Linked DNA regions of Homo sapiens: region 2 is linked to region 1. Evidence: chromatin loops called from intact Hi-C (ENCODE). Cell type or tissue: B cell. All regions are shown on one strand. Links, peaks and the distances in the headings refer to the core of each region. The heading gives the core; the rest is flanking DNA.

What was found. Hi-C counts contacts between places; a loop is a spot of excess contacts. Peaks named below come from ENCODE experiments on the same cell type or tissue, not always from the same donor. Only the 100,000 strongest peaks of a DNase experiment are listed, where the experiment ranks them.
Region 2: a loop joins it to region 1, with 1.8 times the contacts of the local background. A loop is called at or near these places in 3 of 110 quality-filtered maps.

The regions. Positions count from the first base shown.
Region 1 is chr2:145,686,754-145,698,434 of GRCh38, forward strand. No RefSeq gene overlaps it. Among named protein-coding and RNA genes, the nearest start is that of LINC01966, 810 kb to the left of the region's middle. RefSeq lists an enhancer at 780-1,281. In B cell, for the core only: no CTCF peak of the experiment used is centred there; a DNase peak (open chromatin) is centred at 6,528.
Region 2 is chr2:145,640,121-145,651,801 of GRCh38, forward strand. No RefSeq gene overlaps it. Among named protein-coding and RNA genes, the nearest start is that of LINC01966, 760 kb to the left of the region's middle. RefSeq lists a silencer at 11,547-11,681. In B cell, for the core only: no CTCF peak of the experiment used is centred there; a DNase peak (open chromatin) is centred at 4,791; H3K4me3 peaks cover 874 bases; H3K27ac peaks cover 338 bases.

The DNA.
Region 1 (11,681 bases), core at 4,657-8,656:
ATCTAAAAAATAAAAGAACTTCCTGACATAAACTATTACAGTTTATACCAACAGTCTACTCTATAATTGGGCCCCTCTGCAGGCTTTTAAACATAAATTGACCTCATACTCATCTTTAGAATGGCTTATTAAGGCAGGACTCACTAAAAGTCATAATGCCTTTATAGGGGGAGTAGAGAGAAATGGAAGTTGTTGATTAAAAGAAAAACAAAAGGTAGACTACTTGACTTAAACATCTCTTATAAGCTATCTTATTTAAATATTTAATCTTCCTTTCTCCAGAGCAGGGAAGTATTTTTTTTTTATTTTATTGCTTACATAAAATTTTCTACTACACTTGCAATTAAATGTAATGTTCTCCTACTTTCTTTGTTTTTTTCTTTCCTTCCTTACTGTTAAGAGTCATAACCACTTTAGTCCTGCAATGAGATTAACATCCCTGGAAATATGAAAAATAAGATACCTTAAGAAATACTTGACATGAAGGGTGTAAGATGTGATCGACTTTCACCAGCCTCTGCACAAAGACTCCTTGGCAAAAGAAAGTCAAAGAGAGAAAAAAAAAAAAAAAAAAGGCATGAACTAGAACTATAGGTTTTTAACCTTTCCGATTTTTATCATAGGTGAAAGCAGATCTATGAAACTACTCTATTCTCTACAAACCTGAAGAGAGCCAGGCAAGTTGGGCTCCACATGTCTTGTTATCATTCCAGTAGTACTATCTTGGGAAGAGATTATTTCAGTTCTGGAAATGCTAATAGGTTGGCAACATTCCCCCAAGTCTTTCTAGCTTGAAGGAAGGAATGAGGGCAGAGTGCAGCAAGTTACTTGGAGTACTTGCATTTCTGAAGTCCTCCAAATGGCTTACCTACTATTTCCCCAGCACTTTGCTGGGTCTGTGAAACAACTTCTATGCCGGGGAATTTGAAACTTCCTAAATGGTTGAGGTGGTGCTGGGGACACGTTGTTACCTGTGTGTGTGCTTAAAACTCACTTACATGCTCACCACAAATCAAACATTTGTTTTCCAACCAGTAAAGAGGAAGTAAATTCAGATTCAAGTTTCTTTAGGAACGAGACCATGCTGAGAGGCAAATGAATGGCCACTGTGGGGAATTTATTTCTCCTGCTGAAAAAGCAAAGGCTAATAATAATTGAGGTTGATTTGCAAAATGCACAGCTTTACAATAATCATATGATACCTAGTAATTTTGAAATTGAGGTAAAAAAAGGAAGCACTTCAGAAGTCGGAATTATGAAAATCAAGAAGTTGCTTAAAATATTTGAGGGTGTGCTTAGATAATCAAATGCCATATGCTTTATTTGCTTCTGATGAGAGATCATGTTTTCCCTTGGAACAAATTACACACACAGGTGTTTGACACAGGGTTTATAAACTACCAAGAGGAGCCAGAATGTTTGGGGTTGGGGTAGGAGGTATTAATTTGGGGAAGGTGATACTTGGTGGGGACGGTGGGGACGGGGTGGAAAGAACAGGCAGTAGGAAAAAACAAGTGTTTTAGCCATATTTGCAAACTAGGTAGAGTTGTTAGAATTAGAATTTACCACCTAAGTGTAAACCCACCCTGATTTACGCAGTCAGATTCAGACTTTACTTCTCAACTACTTTGCTTATGAGTCACTCCTGTAAGAGAAATGAGAAATAATAGAATTAACATACAAATTTGCTTGTGTTTTATATATGTATATATATGTATGTATATGTATGTATATTTATTTATGCCTGCTATATGGAAACTATATACATAAGCTAGGTTAATAATTGTTTTTTTCCTACTCACAGATTCAAAAGGAAATAATTATCACTCATGGTACAGACGAGCAAACTGAGACTAATTTTAGTTCTTCTCATACTGACAGATGCTTGATAGAGAAGATACTTGTTGCCTGAAATATAAGACGTCACTATCATAATTTCTATAAGGAAATATAAAATATTGTTTTTGAGCTGGAGTCTATAATGAAACATTGCCATTGAAAATTGACCCAGGTCTGTAAAGTAAGATAGACAGTTTGACATTTCATAGATATTGTTTTCGGATATAAAAAATAACAAATAAAAAAAGAAGTGTTAACTAGACAGAATTAGGCCCACTACACAGATTTTATGATATTACATTAACTGTTCTGACTAGTATGTAGACTGTGATAGTTTGTTCTATATGACAGCCAAACATCCTGATGGAAACAGTAAATTCAGTAATATTCAATAATATACCTTATAGAAGTAGGTTTTAAAAAGTTATCAGAATGATTCATTTCAGGAGAGACTCTCTCAACTGGTCCATATGAATTAGGATGTGTTTAAACTCTCTTAAGTCTGTCTTCGAATCAGGAACGTTTCAGAAACAAAAATTAATGAAGATGGAAAGGTAACCTTTTATTTATTTTATTATTTTTTAAAATTATACTTTAAGTTTTGGGATACAAGTGCAGAATGTGCAGGTTTGTTACATAGGTATACATGTGCCATGGTGGTTTGCTGCACCCATCAACCTGTCATATACATTGGTATTTCTCCTAATGCTATCCCTCCCCTAGCCCCCCATCCCCTAATAGGTCCTGATATGTGATGTTCCCCCCACCGTGCCCATATGTTCTCATTGTTCGGCTCCCACTTCTGAGTGAGAACATGTGGTATTTGGCTTTCTGTTCCTGTGTTAGAATGATGGTTTCCAGCTTCATCCATGTCCCTGCAAAGGACATGAACTCATCCTTTTTTGTGGTTGCATAGTATTCCATGGTGTATATGTGACACATTTTCTTTATGCAGTGTATAATTGATGGGCTTTTGGGTTCATTCCAAGTCTTTAATCTTTTGAAAGCTCTGAAAGCATATTTTATAAAAACACATTCAAAGCAATTGAATATTATAGCAAAGGAATTAACTACAACAGACAGAAATTAACCATTTTAATTCTCACAGTTATTTTAATTCTGACAATTTTTTTTAAATTCCAAAACATTATCTCAAAATATAGAATGCTTGAATATTTATTATTTCTCTTTGAATACATATTACTTAAGGTAATTTCCATTATGTGTGATTTTCTGAAATTAATTACAAAAACTCATGTTTTGTGTTTTATTAAATTTTAAAATAATTTTAAAACAATAATAATTGAGCACTAGAACATTTTTAATAGTTTCTAGCTGAAGTCAACTAACGACCCAAATAGGATGTTAAAATTGTAAAACAATCAACCACTTTTGTTAAATGATAACTTGCACCAAAACCAAGTTAAATGTGAAAATATTTCTTTCTTCTCAGTGTACTCAATAATAAACTCATGGGTAGGTTTTGAAAGGCAGCACTCACAATTAGTCTGACTTATCTGGAAATGCTGTTTTTTGGTAAACAGGATTTGACTTACATTATATCCATTTTTGATAGAATATTATAATTATACAAGTCAAATGTGTTGAAAATCATTTAGGAAAGGTAATATGCTTTTTTGCAACCAGGTTATTAGTGATGTTTGAATCTTGAACAAACCTAGAATTGTAAGGTTTCTTTTCTCATTGTTGTTCTGACTGTAACTACTTAAAAATATGTGTGGAGGTGGCAAAGAGGTTGAACTGTAGTGATGTATAACCGGTAAATTTCCAAACTGGATGACTCAGCCGCATATAGCCAGCCCAATCTGTACTGATTTTACCAACGTAAGGCCTGCTGATAAATGGTAATAACAATGAAAAGAGATATTTTAAAACAATAATTTTAGCTTCCCTGTGAAATTTCTTATCTTTGCTTTCTTCCAATGTTTATTTACTCCAGTGCAAATGGATAGAGTTTCCGTATCCTTCCTCAGACTTGCAACTTCATTTATAAGATTTTAAGGTGTAGTTTAACTGATAAGGGGGAAACATTGCTTAATCTGGACAATTTGGAAATGTTAGTTGTAACAAAGTACGAAGAATTTAAAAGTTGTAGAACTAACATTTTTTGTCCTTATAACAAGATCTTTTACTTAAAGATAATTGACTTAAGGTCATAATGGATTACTACCTTGCTCATCTTATATTTCTACTAAGATGGGGAGGGAGGGTGGGATTGGAAAAGATTTTCCCTTTTCAAACTAGTGCTTTTCAGATAAACAATAATAGGCAAAAATTCTTCATTACTATTGAGTTTCTACTTTTAATTTAATTATTTTTAATGGAAATGTTAAGTATGTACCTTTAAGATACTCCATAACTTCAAAAAATTCCAATGTGGGTTATATATAGTGTTTTATTTTTAGTACTGAATGGAATTATCCCCTTTCTTTTTGTTCTTGTTTTATTTATCTTTTAAGAAAATAATCAAGCAATCCTCAAAGGTAAGGAGTTTTACTGCCTAGCTCAATTTCATAAGATAATTGTGTGCTACTTAAAACTAAGTTCCAAATCTAAGGTGAACAATTATAGATGTACTTCAAAGGGACAAAATAGATTTTTTACCAAAAGGAATTCTGAAAACATGACATGGGAAATGCACTTAGTGTTTTATTTAACAGTTATGTACTAATAAAAAATCAATATAGATATATAATTAGGAGTTATACATCCAGGAGTTTCACTCATCCTGGTGAGCTCTTTCCTCTAACATCTTTAGTGAGGTTTGTGAAATATTAGTTGTACATATCCTTCCAGTCTGGAATTACCTACTTGAGTTATCTTTTCCTTTACTGGTTAAAATAGCTTGAAATTTTGGAAAACTTAATGTCTTTCTTTTCTCCCTCTGCCTTTACTGGCAATTATTTTCTGGCAACTGATTAACTATACAAGTATAGTTCTCATGTAAGATTACATACTGGAAAAGTTGTCATAAGTAGGATATTAGCTATGTTACTTTTAAAGGGTAAAACCTGTTCTATTTGAGGTTGATTTTCATAATTTTTAGTCATTATCTAGATAATATTCTCATTAGAAAGTAGCTGATAATTAAGGTAATTAGAACTGAAGGCATTAATCTTTTCGCAAAGAACACCATTTCCAAACGGTGTGGGTTTAAGTTAGAAGAACAGGAACCAGACCAATATGGGGCCAAGTTTGGCTGACTCAATATAACAACACTGAGATGTGATGGTGTTGGCATAATGACATCATGACTCCTTTGGGACCAATGTTTTGGAGTGCAGGTGGCAGCGCTAGACTGATCTCATCGGAAAATAGCTAACCCATACAAACCAACTTTTTCAGGGTCTAGAACTGCTTTTTCCTGTCCATCCTCACCACTAGAGGAAAGGACGTGTGTAAGTGGCATTTCAATATTAACTTTGAGATGTTATAGGTTATTGAGAACCAAATATCCTACTTGACCATTAAAGCACCTATTCAGCTATTAATTAAAACTTTAAATATCAATGGGCCAAGGTATTGAGGAAGTCTAACAATCAATTTGTATCTATCACCATTACTTTTCTGGCATTTATTCATTCCTCCTGTGGACTACATAGTATCAAAATTTAATCATATAAACTACTAAAAGGTGAAAAGAATTGTGTAAATTGAATTACTCAGAATAATTTCCCATCCTTGTGACTTCACCTTATTTAGTAAATATATTACAAGTATAAAGATATAGCTGTATCTATATTTGATTTTAAGGTTTCAAAATATTTAATTTTTAAATTTGTACAAATTTTCTGATACTTTTTAAATGTACATGCAAAAACAAAACCACCAAAGTAAAAAATTGTCATTAAGATCCTGTCTGGGCTATTAGTTCAGAGCTGTTTGGATGATGCCAGACCCAAATATGTATCATTAAATAAGTAAACCTAATTCAAACCTGATTCAAGGCATGCCCAACAAATAATGTTTTATCACCTCTAGAGATCTTATTTCTTGATATCTTTGATTTGCATGTAATGTAAATATCTATGGATGTTTAATGCAGCAAGACAGAAAGCCTCGAAATCTAGAAGGAAGAATAAATTATATAACTGATTAATACTCGTTGATTATTTAGTAAGTATTCTTAAGTTTTCAAGGAAATGTTGCTATTATTCACACACAGCAAAAACACAGATGGACGGTCTTTTGCAGCAACATTTATGTTCATATGAACTTTACTTTATAAAGCAAAGAGCTAAATATTTTATGAAAAGGGCAATAATCTGTTTATGGAAAGATGCAGGAGCATCTCTTTAGGAAAGTAGTTTGTTCTGAGTTCATAAGTTGACAATCTATTTGTAGCTATCATTTGAAATTCATACCATTTCCTTCTCACAGCCATTCACTACCACTCACCATGCAAGGTTCTATAAGTTCTCCCATTTGGATGCCCTTAAGAGAGCCTTGCAATGACAGATGGTTTGGTTAATTACAAAATTAAACTCTGTGCTATTGAGACATGATTTCAGTGAATAATATTTTCCAGACAGAGTTTAATAAGCAGCTTGCGGTTGAGTAGCCTTTAGCCCAAAAAAGGGAACCAGGTCTCTGTGACTACCTTCTACATTCAGAGAGCATGAGCTTAGAGGATGTTAACTTGACCACCCCAGGAACTCAGTTCCAGTAACCTTATCAGGGTCTACCAGAGTGACCCCACCCTAAGCATTGTGAAAGAAGGACTGTTGAAATAGCACCTGGCATTTCACGCTGAACTCCTGTAACACTTGCTGATTCACTGACCACAGTGAAGGGAAAGTACACTGGATATTCAGCCGGCCTTTATGGGTGAGCCCTGCTGGTAAACATGAACTCATCTGAGAAGTCACAGGTTTTAAAATTCACATGCAGCAACTTTGAATTTTTTTTTGAAATATGGTAAAACAAATCAATTTTTAAAATATGAAATTTAAATAGATTAAAACTAGAAATCTAAATATTTGTAAAAGGAATAACTTTTACAATCACAGATCCTTTCGTTGTCGTTGATGATGTATTTCCTCCTGGAAAGTAAGTAAAATAATTGACATCTGATATGACCAGACATCTGATTTTTGGTGAACAGATTTTCTCAAGGTGATTTGGGAAGACTATGCTTGACTATGTTTGACTAACTTGAATAGGTTTAAGGGAGGAAGTTTCTAGATCTGGCCACTAGTTCTGATATTTATTAGTTTTAGAAACAATATCTGATTTAAGTAGAACCAAACAAGACTAACTTGGATTTGTAATAAGTCAGAAAACTGATAATGCATGCAATGATCTCCAAGATTTTATTTTTACTTCTTATATATATACTTGGAAAATACTACTAAATTCAACAGATTTTTTTCCTCTAATAAATTGATCACTGCTTTTACTAAGTCAAAGGTATAAAAAATATCTGAAGCAACCAGATGATAAGTTAATTACCATCCAGAAAATATTTAAACAACTATGCTCCCATGAAAATTCTCCTGCTCAGTTTTCTTAGTTATATCTTCAATACTTTTTTTGAGATGTTAGTTACATGATGCTGTGATCTGTCTTTTCCATTTTTCTATCACTACAGAAAATTTACGATGATGTATAGCATATATTTAATAAAAAGTTTTAAAATAAAAAATGACTAGACAATTTAGAATACGAGTACCAAAATTTAAATCAATTCAGCAAATGTCTGCTTCTTATATAAAATATTGTTTAGCTGATAGAACTGGCAGATTACGTAGGTACTCTCTGAATGAAAGACGGCAACTCTATATTTTAACAATGATAGCACACACTGTGGTCTAATGACCTAGGGGCAGAGTTGTAACAAAATGAATGGTAAAATTTATTAGAAAAGCATAACAAAAGTAAAGAAGCCACAATTTTTCAATTATAATATTTCTATAAGTTACTAGAATATTTCTATAAGTGGGAAATAGGATGAGTAAAACAAATAAACATTTATTGTGCCCTTTTCACATGCATTACACATTATTGCTTTTCATCTTAATGAAACTGATAAGGACTTGGGAAACTTAGGATCAGAGAAATTGTTTAATTGTTGAGGGCAGACAGAAAGATACTAAGTCACAAATTTAGTAAAGACTTTCTTTATAACCCAGTATGTGCTTAATTTTTAAAATCAACCCTATTGAAGTATAATATGCCTTCAACAAAATGTACCTATTTTAAACTATTGAAAACGTGTGCACGTAGAACCACACCACAATCCATATAGAATCTTTCCAACATCCCCCAAAGTTTCTTTGTGTCCTAAACTAGACAACCCCTTTCTCCCAACTGACCCAGAAAACCACTAATTTGCTTTCTGTCACCATATGATTCTTGTTTCATTTAGACTTGAGCATATACGACATATAATTTTTAGTGTCTGGCTAATTTCACTCAGCATAGAGGTTTTAAGTTTCATCCATGTTATGATCTGTACTGTTGTCTTTCTTTTCCCCGAGTTCCAAGGAATTCCATTGTATTCCACTGTATGTTTACGACAAATTATCATTTCTTCATTAATGGTTAGTGATTTTACTATTAAATAAATATTTATTAAGTAAATATTTGCTTATCCTAATGTTGTTAAAATATTTTTTCACATTTCTACCAAAGTTTTATAATTTTAGCTTTTACGTTATTATTTGATCTATTTTGGTTTGTATGTGTGTGTGTGTGTGTGTGTGTGTGTATGTGTGTGTGTGTGGTTGGGTCGGGGTCTGTTGAGAGATACTTTATTCCATGTGGATAAATAGCCAGGTTCCAGCATCATGTTTTTTAGAAGACCATGTTCCCTCCATTGAGCTACCTTGGCATCATTGTCAGAAATCAATAGACCCTACAGATACTCTGTAACTGATTAATATCTATTGCCAATATTATGCTATCTTGATTACCTTAGCTTTTCAGTTAAGTTTATACACCAGAATGTACAAGTTCTCCAAATTCATTCTTCTTTTTGAAATTGTTTGGGCTGTTCTATGTTCTTTGCCTTTAGAACAGACAAAGACACAAAATTTCTGTGGGGACTTTTATTGAGATTGCATTGAATCAGTAGACTAACTTGGAGACAGCTGGCATCTTAACAACAGTTATTCTTTCAGTGCATTGATTGGAGAGAGTTGATACCTTAACAGTCTTTATTCTTCCAGTGCATGATTATTTATGTATTTAAATAACTTCAGGAGTAAAGTTTTTGACACATTTTGTTATATTTATTTCTATTTTTATATTTTTGATATTATTTTAATTTTTAAAATATATTTAAAAAAATTATTTATTGCTACGCTGCAGAAATACAACTGATTTTTTTCACATTGACCTTGTAGCTTGTGAACTCTGTAAGTAATTAATTTTAGTGGCATTTTTGTAGATTTCTAAGATTTTACATGCACAAGATTATGTCTTTTTATAATAAATAGAGCTTTACTTTTCTAACTCCAGTGTATATGCCTTTTATTTATTTTGCTTGTCTTAATGCTGAGGCTAAGACTGCTAGTACAACAGTCAAAAGCAGTAAGAGAAGGCATTCTTAGTTTTTACAGTATTAGAGAATAATATATATTCTTTATACTCACTTTGTGTAACATAAATCCAGTCAAATTTATTGAAATTTGTTTTTTGGCCTATCACATACACTATTTTGGTGAATGTTCCATGTGCACCTAAAAAGAATATTCATTCTGCTGTTGATGGTAAAATTAATGGTGCTTCATAAGTGTCAATTAAGTCAAATTGATTTTTAATATTATTCATGTCTTCTTTATACTAATTTTTTTGGTCTACTTAAACTGCTAATTACTGAGACATGAGTATTGAAATTTCTAAGTATGACAGCTTTTGTTTCCTCTTTCATTTACATCATTTGCACCATTTATTTTGAAGGTCTATTAATAGGTGGGTACAGACATTTATTATTATGACATATCTTTTTATTTCTGGTACTCGTCCTTGTCCTGAACCCTATCCTACATGATATTAATATAGTCACTTCAGCTTTTATAAAAGTAGTTTTAACAGTACATATCTTTTCATAGTTTCTTATTTAACATGTCTGTGTTTGCATAATTGAAATGTGTGTATAATAAAAAACATGTCATTTGTTCTTTCTTAATACATTTTTCTAATTTGTGTGTTTAATTGCAATGCTGAGACCATTTACATTTTGTTACTTTCTAATTTGAAACATGAAAATATATATTAGAAAATATGTTTCTAATTGACCTACCTATACTTCATTTCTCTTTTTTCTCCCTTATTTTGGATTACTTGAGTATTTTTTATTACTCTGTTTCATCTCCATTCTTGGCTTATTAGCTTGATTTCCTTGTATCTGTTCTCTTTTAATTGATCTAGAGTAACAATTCACATCTTAAACTTATCCCAATCCACCTAAGAACAATATGATAACACTTGAAGTAGAACAAAAGAATTCTTTAAGCATATATGACCATCTCTGCTGCTTTGTTATTTTCCTGTTTTTGTATATTTTACTTTTACATATTTATACACCCCATAATATAGTGGTGTTGTTTTTGCTTTAAAGAATTGATTATCTTTAATGCATCTTCAATTTTTAAAATATTTTTAATTTTTAAAATTTTTCCTGTGGGTCAGAAAAGAATGTATTTTAGGCAATGTTTGGCATATGACCAATAAGTCAAAATAATAGTTATGTTAAAAATTTTACTGCCTTTTATAACTTGCTGGATGTAACAGGGTGATGTTTATGAGAGCAAAATGTTCACATTTTCTAATATGTTTGCAAAATTGTCAATTTTTTGCAGTCATTTCAATTTTCAAGTTGTGTTTTGGCTGTATATGTATTTGGAATTGTCTTAATTTTCTGGTGAATTTAATCTGATACTAACATAGCTATTAATGTAACCTTTGCAGGTAGAAAATTAAGGCTCATAATGCTACTACAAAGACACATGCACATGTATGTTTATTGCTGCACTGTTCACAATAGCGAAGACTTGGAACCAACCCAAATGTCCATCAATGACTGGATTAAGAAAATGTGGCACATAAACACCATGGAAGATTATGCAGCCATAAAAAAAGTTGAGTTCATATCCTTTGGAGCGACATGGATGAAGCTGGAAACCATCATTCTGAGCAAACTATCACAAGGACAGAAAACCAAACACCGCATGTTCTCACTCATAGGTGGGAACTGAACAATGAGAACACAGGGACACAGGAAGGGGAACATCACACACTGGGGCCTGTCGTGGGGTGGGGGAATGGGGGAGGGATAGCATTAGGAGGAATACCTAATGTAAATGACGAGTTAATGGGTGCAGCAAACCAACATGGCACATGTATACATATGTAACAAACCTGCATGTTGTGCACATGTACCCTAGAACTTAAAGTATAATAAAAAAAAAAAAGAAAATTAAGGCTATTTGTAATAGGTCAAAAATAATTAAGAAAGTACCAATCTTTAGGAAAGGTAAATATTGATGTCACAGTTTGCCCATAGGAACATATCACAATCTCTGGTGACTTGGAGTGTGAGGATATTGGTTCACAAGGTTAAATAAGAATGGAAAAAAGAGGGAGAAATTTCAAAACACATCTAACCAGATTTCCAGACATGTTAAGGAGAAATTGGAGGGAGGAAGAATTTAAAACAATGCCGGGTAAGAATTATCCTGACAATGAAATCTAGCCATTCTTGGGTTTAGGAAGTCATTAAATACTGAGTTGAAAAGAAATGAAGGCTCTATACAAGTACAAATCACTGAGCTGCAGAACAGTAATGAAGGAAAAAAAAATCTTAAAAGCAGCCAGAG
Region 2 (11,681 bases), core at 2,548-6,547, 49 kb before region 1:
TCATAATTTTTTTTCTTTGCCTAGTTATAGGACAATTGTGTAGTTATTCTTTAATTAGAATGAAACACTAATTGTATGTTTAAATCTATGATGTAAGATTTCTATATACCTAATTCTATATCTATTACACATTATTCAACATAAATGGAATTTCTATGAAGTTCCAGATACCAGTGCCAGATATTTTCATCCATCATTGCACTCTCAGGACTTTATCTCTTATCTGAACTGCTATGATCACCTCTTAACTGACTGAACGAACACCTTCTCTACTGGCTTAAAAATGATAGAATAGAATTTATTGTGTGTTTACTATATGCCAGGTTTATGTATATTATTTATATATACACAATTAGCAGCTTGCAGGTTCATTACCACTGAATACTTAGCTGCACTTTTATGGCTGTGTTATTGCTGCATGTTCTGTATAGAAAACCCTACAGGTCTTCATTATGATAACTGGAAGTATTAGTCAGCAACTCAATACAGTTGTCATTTTTTTGGAACATTCCTAATCACAAAAGCTAAGTGAAATGCTACCCTACCCTGTCTGACATGTTTAACACCCTGTGCAATAAACAATTTTAGCATGTACTTTATTGAGATTATTATTATTATTATTATTTTTGAAACGGAGTTTCCCTCTGTTGCCCAAGCTGGAGTGCAGTGGTGCCATCTCGGCTCACTGCAACCTCCACCTCCCGGGTTCAAGCTATTCTTCTGCCTCAGCCTCCCAAGTAGCTGGGATTACAGGCACCCGCCACCACAACCGGCTGATTTTTGTAGTTTTTAGTAGAGATGAGGTTTCACCATGTTGGCCTTTTATGTGTCTCTCTTCTACTAGACTTTGTGCAGTAGTGGGAAAATATTGTTTGCTTTTCATTTCTAATATCTACCATATTGCTTGACACATAATACACATTCAATAACTGCTTACTTTTAAACTGAAACAAATTTGGGTGCAGGAGGAGACAGAGATGGACAGGAGACTGTCTAAGGTGCGTGGTCTCATTCATTTTTGACTTAAGTATTTTGTCATATCAAATATGAAAATAACTGGCAAAACTATACTCTATTCAACACTTGGGTAGCTCTTTCTGGCTTGCCTCTTTCATACATGATTTTATTGATCCTCACAGTGTAAGTATGAGGTAGGTATTGTTATTATCCCCACATTAGAGAAGAGGAAATTCAAATTTAGAGAACTTGAATGACTTCCTTAAGATCACACTACTGGCAGCCAAGGAATTGAAACCAGACCATCAGACCCTGAAATTCTTTCTTTAATTAAGATTATTAAAAAATAATAAAAGGAAAAAGAATAAAAAATCAATATATTCATTGAGCCCTTCTAATGCACTATTGATACTCCGTGGTAACATGCATTTGAGGAACAGTGACAGTATGTGTTTCATCACTGTGTGACAGAGGAAAGCCTTAATTTGGGAATTAATATATCTATGTGATTGTTTTATACCAAGATATATATGTTTAATAAAATGATACTCAATGACTATTCAGTAATTTTATTTCCATCATTTATGGAGCATGTATAGGTATATAAAATCTGGAAAATTAATGAACATCTTCAATATAACTGCCAAATTGGTTTTTCTGTATACCTTCAGGTGTTATATTTTAGTAGAAATATTTAATTTAAAGCTCAAGACTATGTAAGGTTTTCATTTTTATATGCTCCTCTAATAGCTTTATGTGAAGTTGGTTTCAACTACAGTGTTCAGAAACTATTATATAATAGAGCATATTGTATAAAACTTGTTCATTAAATAAGTCCTAGTTCATATCCATAAATATTAATTGTTTCTTGTGTTGAACTTAGCATAGCCCAAGAGCTATGTTCTATTTTATGATGGGATAAAAAAAGATGAAGAAGGCATATCCTTTCATATTTGCATTTCAATGGTTCTGCAATTGAATAGGGTTGGAAGTCATATTTGGGGAGGCTGTAAATTTTGGATAAGAAATTAAGAGATATTTGGTAGATAGTATAAAGCAGGAAGGTAAAATTGACATTCCTATGTTATTAAACCATGTTGGAGTCTCAGACTGTCTACAATCTAATGGTATAAAATAACCAGAAAGCTATTATTAAGTCAATACATATATTTACCATACACACACACACACACACACACACACACACACATATATTTACAAAACAGAATATATGTATTTCCAAAACAGAATAAAATCCTGGCCAAAAACACCAATAGTGGAAACTGAAAAAAAAAGACAGATATAATTTTTTTTAAAAGAATAATAAGAAACAGTTGGTAATTGAAAGAACTGATTTGTAAAAATGAGACTATCCAATAAAGTAGAAAAATATGCATTTGCTCCTTCACACTTGTATTCAAATAAAAATTTGTAGCTAAAAAAAAAAAATGACTGATGACAGAGATACTGCCTCAGTGAGACCAATAGAGCTTGTTCAGTTCTAAGGTGGATGGATATGGTGAGGATAAACCAGGAGGTGAGGATGAGATGGAGGTTTAGAGACTGCTGAGTAGATATGGTAGCACCACAGTCTCAGAGAAAAGGCCAAAAATAAATATAGGTTAGTAGAAAAGTCATTAGTTGAGTTTAGAACAAGTATTTGAAGGTGCTTCATGTCTAAATAGAAATATTCAAAAGTTGTCAACTGGAAATATGTTATCTAATAGTTACATGTAGCTATGCCCTGAAACCCATACATGTAACCATCCCCTTCCTCTTCTCAAGGACTAGTATGTTCCTACAATAATTACTTCTTATTTTACGAGAAATAACCACCGTGTCCAAAAACCCCTGATTTTTGCTACATGACAGTTAGTGTTTCCAATACATGAAATGCTAAAATTAACATTATGGGACTTAAATGAAATATGCATGTCTTTGTAGGACAAAAGGGATGGAAACACTTTGTATAAGTAAAATGTTGTCATTACAATGCTAAATGAAAAAATTTAAAATGCGGATTTCAAAGAAATGCCAAAAGTTCACACTTAAATAGCCAAATTTGGATATGTTTATGAATAATAATAATCCATTATTCTTTTTTACCACTGTTATTTCTGACACACTTTCAGATATAATTTTTGAAGGATGTGATCTTACCATATGTGAAAAGGTTGCTTAAGTTTTACTTCAGTCAGAACCCTATTGTCATGGAGTTCAAATGCCTACATACAGTTTTGTTGACATTGTTACGTGTATCTCCTCAGATGATAACTGACAAATCAATGCAGCATTCTGTTTTAATTATCCTTCTCTAGACACTGACTATTTCATCACCTCTTGGGGAGGTATTTACTGAGCATTTCCTATGGACAAAGCATCCAAGTAAGTGCTGATGGCCATATATAAAATAAGTACTCGAGCTCCAAAATCTCAGAAGTCATCCTTTTCACAAATACCCCACTTGTCTACTACGTTTCATACTGTTGTACTTTCCACCTTTTTATCTATTTGATTTATGTTCCACTTAGCTAACAATTAATTTTTATTTTTTTATTCCAAAAACCCTGATAAAGACACTGTACGTGAGTACGCTGGTTGATGAATGCTTTTATGACCTGCTGCTTTATAAATTTTACGATGCTCTCATTCACCTGAGGTGGACTGAGGTCATATTAGCTACATGATGGTCAATGTGCAACTACTTACAGTCCTTTGAAAATGGCACTGGTGTCATCAAATCGTAGTTAATCCTGTGGAATAAAGCTTCATAGTCAATTTTTCGAAACCCTTGAAATGTAAAGGTAAAAAGCCTTAAGTCTATGCAGTCAATCTTAAATTGTATTCCTTAAATGTTATTTTCTCACCAACGTTTTTGAAAAGAAGCGGAAATCCTTTTGGAACCCACATCTTTTAGAATGCGAAGACTTCAAGCTTTTTATGTTGTTTAAAAAGGGCAGAGACCTATGATTTAGAAGTCAGATAAACTGGTCACATTGAGTGGTCATTCTTTTGTACACTTTAAAGAGCCTTTCTTTCTGAGAAATATGATTTTTGTAAATTTGATCCTCTACCTTCCTCTTTTGAGAGACCCATGGGAGTGGCTAGAAGAATATAAAATGGAGGGAAACCCTCATTGGTGATAAAAATAGGCAAAATAATAGTCTCATGCCCTCAATTTCAAAGGATTTTTTTTTTTTTTTGAGATGGAGTCTTGCTCTGTCACCCAGGCTGGAGTGCAATGGCGCGATCTCGGCTCACTGCAACCTCCACCTCTGGGGTTCAAGTGATTTTCCTGCCTCAGCCTCCCGAGTAGCTGGGCTTACAGCCGCCTGCCACCACACCCAGCTAATTTTTGTATTTTTTAGTACAGGCGGGGTTTCACCAGGTTGGCCAGGCTGGTCTGGGACTCCTGACCTCAGGTGATCCACCCACCTTGGCCTCCCAAAGTGCTGGGATTACAAGCATGAGCCACCACACCTGGCCCAAAGGATTTTAATTAAATAATAAACCAAAGGAAATGATGTATTTGGTAAGAACCTAAGTTTGGTCTGGATTCTTCACTCAATAGCTGCTTGGTCTTACAGGAAAATTAAAAATCCCTATCCCTCAATTTTCTTACATGTAAAATGTAAAGAGAATGCATTTGTATCTATATCCTAGATTTGTGAGATTTAATTAACATGGCAAGTCCTCAGCCAGGTGTCTGTTCAGTGGGAAGTTAGCAGTAGTCACCTCCCTATCTTCCTCTCCATTGCTATGCAAGAGGGAATCAGAGTCAGAAGTAGGATTTCTGACCTTCCCCCACTGCCTGCAGGAACAATGTGGCCAGGATCTGAGTAGAGCTAATGATGAGAAAACCCCTTTCACAGTCTCTGAGGAAAAAGGACAGGATGTGGTCTCAATGATCATTTTAGAAACCCAATATGGCAGGGTTTCTCCCTTCTCTAGCAGCCAGAACAAATAAAGTTTCTTTTTAAGTGAGTATCAGAATAAAAAAATAATAAAAAATAAAAAAGCTAATAGCTGTATAAAAAGATGCATTATGTCAAAACAAGAGGACATTCCTGAATGCTTAGAAGAATTGATTCAAAAAAGTAGATATACTGTAAAACAAAACAAGACAAAAGCCACAAAACAGAACTGAAACAACAAAAAAAAATTAGAAGCTTTCTGGTTTATAATCTCATTAATATTTGAGAGAATATTTTATATATTTACATGGAAGAAGAAAATATGAAACAGAAACAATGTAAAATCAGAAAATATTGCATAAGAAGGAAAATGTGATTGCTTAATTGAACGTAAGATAGGGCTCAAAAGCAACAAAAAAGATACAATAGAAAAGGGATTTGTGGGAATTAAACTCAAGAAATTCATGTAGGAGTCAGAGAAAAACTGTCCAAAAAAAAAGAAAGAAAAGGAAAAAAAAAGGAGAAAGGTCAAGTACAGATAAAAGAAAGAAAATACAAGACAAAAGCCCAAAACAATAACAAATATAAGGAAAAATAATCAAAAATATTTTGTTTTTAAGAAAAAACTGTATTGGGATGACAGAAAATCCAGTTACAGATTGATACAGCTTAACAAATATCAAGAGCAAAAAAACTGAAGAACTCATTGCCATCAAATATTTTAATAAAAATTTTCAATCTTAATGATAAAAATTTTACTAGGAGCCAGAATAAGTAAACAACAGGAAAATGATTAAGTTTTTGTGAATGAACTACATTTTGTAAATGATAATTTAACAATTACCCAACTGGATCGAAAAAAGACAGATTTATCAACAAATTTTGGAACTATTTAAGTTAGATAACTAGGAGTGCTGTTGATATAATGTAGTTCATGTCCAAAGGTCTGAGAACCAGAGGAACAGAGGGTACAATTCGCAATTCTAGTCCAAAGCCTGGTGACCAGGGAGGGCAGAAGGACAGTAATATAAGTCCCAGAGTTGGAAGGCCAGAGAACCAGGAGCTCCAAAGTCCAAGGGCAGGAGAATATGGATGTCACAGCTCAAGAACAGAAAGAGAGAATTAGCCCTTCCTTATCTGTTTGTTCTATTCAGGCTCTTAATAGATTGTATGATGTCCATCAATATTGGTGAGAGCAGATCTTCTTTACTCAGTCTATTGATCCAAATACACATCTCTTCCAGAATCACCCTCTAGATACACACACTCAGAAAGAATGTTGTATCAGCTATATGGGAATCCCTTAGCCTAGTCAAGTTGACATAAAATTAACCATCACAAGTTTACCCCTTGCCAACTTGGCATCCATACACATCTCCTTAAACCAATTAATCTTCAGATAAAAACAATAACAAGGTCAGAGAGGAAGTCTTGACCTGTATTTTTCTTCTATGAGATGGCTCACATGGCTCTTTCACTAGTTTTTCTATCTGCTAAATGTGATTTCATCAGAAAGACATACCCTAATTGTTCTATCTAAATTAACATACCTCACCCTTTCTCTATTCTTCTTTATTCTTTAGCTGTTTTAGTTTTCTTCATAACATCACTTGACTGATTACATATTTAGTCATTTGAATGTGTGTGTGCACTGATATAGCTCCATTCTAGAACAGCATCTGATGTATAATATGCAGTCGATTAATATTCATTGACAATATTAGCAAGACTAGGGTTTGCATAAGGAATCAGTTTTCAATCTGCTCCAAAATGGACCAAATTTTTCTATTAAAAGGCTACTTCATAGTGTTTTAGAATATCATGACAGATTTTAACCTAAACATTAAGGAAGGTGAAAGAACTCTTTAGCATCTTCTTTTAATACACTCTCACCCAAATATTTGGTTGATTTAGGAATATTCATAGGACTAGTCATAAGAATATTCCTAATTTTATTCATAGCTTATAGCCATAGAAATATGTTTTAAATGGACAGATGGAATGAAATAATTTTGTGTTGATCAAATAATTGTTGAAAATTATCTATCAATTACACAAAATATACTTTTGAAGGAGAGGAGTTGTTTTTGCTGTGGTTTACCATAAGCTCTGATTCTTTATATTGGCTACCAATCAGTATTATTCAGTATTATTACACTAAAACTACTCACTCTTAGTTCTTGATAACCAAATGGTGTTATCAGTGCTTATTATATTATCTCTGTTTTCCATGGTATGCTGCAAGTATCCATTTTATTCATATATCAGAATAGTTAATAGTAAAACTTGACATCGCTTGCTTCATTTATAAAACGATGAACTGAAAGACCAAAATCTGCGACTTGTTAATAAGAAATAAAAAGTCACAATTTATACTTCACCTTAGTCAAAAGGCCAAGAAGTGATTCACATACAATTCCAAGGAGTAAGAAATGTAAAAATAATTGCATGAACTGTACTTTGAATCCATACAGAGGAATCATTTCTGAGGAAACAGTTAAAGTTAATTTGGCAAAGAACAGGGCTCACTGTTAGAAAACAAAAAACCCTTTAAATAATCTGTTCAGTATTTCATCTTTACCCATACTTTATATAACATGAAGGAAAAATTAAGTAAGTTTTGATAAAATGAAAGTTTATGATGAATAGTGGTATGTAGAGGTTCAGTATTTAGTAAAAATTTCTTGAGTATAGAGCTATTGTCACAAGTCTATCCTGATTCACTCAGCCCTCTACAATACTCCCCTGAAATAATATTAGTACAAATATTACTTGTAATAATAAATTTGATATTATAATCAAAATTTGTGGTGGTTTTAAGCCATATCCATAGCTTATTTAACTCTTCTCCCATGGAGAGGTAGGTTCCATGTCTCTTCCCTTTAATCAGGACTGACCTTGGTGATTTACTTGTGAGAAATAAAATGCAACAGATGTTGTCCTATGTGACTTCTAACTCTAGGTGATAAAAGGCCATGCTTCTTCCTCCATTTTGAGATGTTAAATTTGGAGAAAGTCTCTCCAAGAAAACCGACCACTCTGACACCACCATGCTCAAGAGACCCATGTAAGTATTCCAGATAACAGCTCAGCTGGGGTCCCTCTCAACAACCAGAATTAATTGCCAGCCAAGTGAGTGAACCATCATGGATGTTAAACCCAGTTGAGCCTTCAAATGATGGCATGCTCAGTCGTCATCTGACTAGAGTCACAGAAGAGACCCAAACAAGAACGACCCAGTTAGTGCCTCTCAAATTCCTAATCCATATTCACAAAATCATGAGCAAAGTAAGATTATTGTTTTAAGAGGAAATTTGGGGTAATTCATTTTGCTGTTATATGAACTGGTACAGATTAGAGAACTATATTTCTGCAACCTTTCTGACCAAAAATTATGGCATGAATTAATTTATCCAATTGTTTATTCTAAGCAACAAAGCTTCTCAGAGGAATATTTTAGGCTGGCATTTTTTTTTTTCAAATTTGAAATTTCTTGTAAGGGACTAGGTTTAATTAATTCTAATTTTCAGATAATTCCTTTGATATTCTCCTTCATGTCAGACATCTGTCAGCTGTGCTTTTTTTCCCCTTACTTTTTGATACTCTTTTCCCTCCATGGTATCCCAGGGAAAACATCCCTCATGTTTTCTTCAACTAATATTGGTTAACTTTTATGAAATTAATAAAATTTTCACACGGATTTCTCTCTTAAACCAAAATTTATAGGTGTTAAATAATGATGTTATTAAATTTGGCCAACAGTTTTTCATCTTGGATTTAGCTAAACATCTTTAGAGGTGAGGAAAATGCCTCGTATATAATTAAATATATAATTATTGTTATAGCTACAAATATAACTATAATAACCTGGGTGTGCAGACAAACTTTTGGCAATGATGCTACAAATCCTTTCCATTAGATTTCAGAACAACATATGCCAACTACTTTCTATGTAAACATAAAAGGAACAGAAGGCTGTCCAAACTTTAAAAATGCATACAATCTATATTTTCTTAAGCAGGGAGCAAACAGCTTTAAGCCATGCTAAATACATCTAATTAAGAGATGGATTAAACAGGTAAATCACTTTCCTATTACAGAAGGTTTAATAGGGTGCTAAGAATTAGGCTCTGGAGCCATTCAGACTGGGTTCAAACCCAGCCTAGTCCCTGTGGTACAGAATGCAAACTATGTAACAAAAATATGTATTTTCTTTCTCCGTAAGGATATTTGTCTGCATTCTTTGCTATTAGGATGAGGATATGTCTGAGTTCTTGACAATGAAATGTGAGCAGAAGTAATATGAGACAACTATCTGTTGCATAAACTCTTCTCCTTCTGTCATCTTAACGTGCCTTTTATGATGATGGTGAAAACCAGGTTTTTAAGTTTCGCAGAACTTTTATCAGCCTAGTTCCATGAATATCGTGTGAAAGTGAATTTCTCCACTGTCCATTCATTCCCAACCTGAGACTGCAATGGAATATTATAAAAATAAAAATACTCATCTATTATAGAAATCCTTTCAAAATCTAGGGTTTATACATCACAGTTGCCACAGAATCCTAATGTAAGCACTTACTAGCGGTGTGACCTTAAAAAATGTAAACCTTCAGTGCCTCAGCCTTCTCATGTATAAAACGACCATAATAAACACTTCATTACAGGGTGGTGAAAGGATTAAATGAAGTAATGTATGTTAAGTACTTTGAATAAAGCCAAATTCACAACAAGCACTATGAAGTCTTGGCCATTATTATCATTACCATTATGAGAATTCAGTATGTATAATGTTTAATTGCTAAGCATGGCCTTACATTGCACAAATAAACATTAAAGATTAATTTCTATGTTTGACCTATTTCATATGAAAAATGTTAATACTTATTTTATTTATTTACACATTAAAATACCAAATACGTACTATTTATGAAGCATAAGCTATGAATTACAGATATAAAACTGAATATGGCAGACATTTTTCCAGCCCTCACAAAGCATGTCATTTAATGGAGAAAACAAAAAGCAAGAAATTGCTCTGCAATAACAATACAATAAGATAAGTCTTATATTCAAAGTAGATAAGAATGAAATGGAAGCAAGTAAGTTGGGCACATAACAAAATGTTGAGGAACCCAGGGCTCTAAGAAAAGGCTTTGGTCATAAGTGGGAGTTGTTGGGGGGCTTATCTAATTGAACTGGGTGGATATGGGGGCTAGACAGGAAAGAGAATAGAAGTCCACACAGAAGGAAAAGCACATACTGAGGCTAGGAGGGAAGAAAAACATGGTAGAATCTTAAGAATCACTGGAGCAACAGGATCAGGGGAAGGGACAGAGGGATATGGAGAAAGATGTGGTTGGATAGGGAAGCAGTGACAAGACCATGAAGGGATTCAAGACTGCACTGAGGCCTTTAGATTTTTTTCAAAGGTCATGAGTTATATGTAGGAGGTGACATGACACAATTAGTGTCTTACAAATATGACTATGTCTACAATGTGAGACTAGCTTGTCAAATAAGTCTGGAGACCCTGAACATTAGAACTATTAGGGAGCTGTTGGAGCAATCTAGATGAGAAAGGATGGTAGGCTGAACTAGGATCATGGAGGAAATGACTGAGACCAATCAATGGTGTCAGTAATTTACAAGACTGAATTGTTATTTGTAAGACTAGAAAGGGTGTGTCACAAATAATACCGAGGTTTGTGATGAAGATACTGAGCGGCAGCATTTGAAGTGGCTCGGGAAGAGAGTTTTGGTCATTCAATTTTGTAACGTGGTGGATTTCAAAATGGAGAGAATGAGTAGGCACTCGAGTACCAATGTTCACAGGTCAGGTCTGCAAGTATCCTTGTCTTTTCACTCTAAAGGGTAGTGTAAAGGCAAAATGGAGCCAGTTCTTAGTCAACTCTATAGCCCTGAGTTGACCTGAAGCAGATTTAAGGTCAGGAAAGGTTGCTAATATGGTGTCTATCTAGCTGACAGTGCCACACAAAATAATGGGGATTTGAATGAATATTCATTGGGATGATTTAATAAAGGAGAAGATCCCTGTCTTCCAAAACCTATTCTAGGGATAATTCCAGTGTTGGAAAATCTTTCCTTAGTTCTCATCATCACTACAGAGGAATGGGAAGCACTAAGAGGACTCCTTAATAAAACTCTGCTTTAAACGAAAGAAAATCAATTAAATTCTTTTGAAGAGGAATAGAAAAGCGATTCCAGTAGGCTCAAGAGTTTTTTATTACTACTTTACTGGATGTGTCTTTCAATTTTTTTATTTAGAAAATATTTAGGATAAATCTAAATACAATAATACTTGCATAATATATGAAAAATACTAGAAAGTTTATAGAAAAAAAATACATGAAGATGCTATTAATAACTTCATGTATTTTCTTCTAATTCTTTTAATATTGACATATATATTTTCTACAAAATTCACAACACAATTTTTTACCTTGTTCCTGTTTATTTTCTGTTTTAAAATATTGCCCCAAGTCATTAGATATTCTTTGAAAATTTCAAGTATTATCATTGATGGCAATACTTTAAAAGTGTATCCATTCCCCTGTTGTTGGACATAATATAGGTGCTAATTTTTATTCATTACAAAAAACTCAAAGGGCCTTCTTTACAAGTGGTATAATAATCATGTGTCCTTAGAAGTAAAAGTATTTCATTAAAAGGTATGCTTAAGGGATGTTTAAGAACAATTTATTATTTATTAGAGTTATGGCTGAGAAATCACATTTCAGAAAGTAAACCTAATGTAACATTTGTACTATCTCTGGTTCCAGTAGTCAG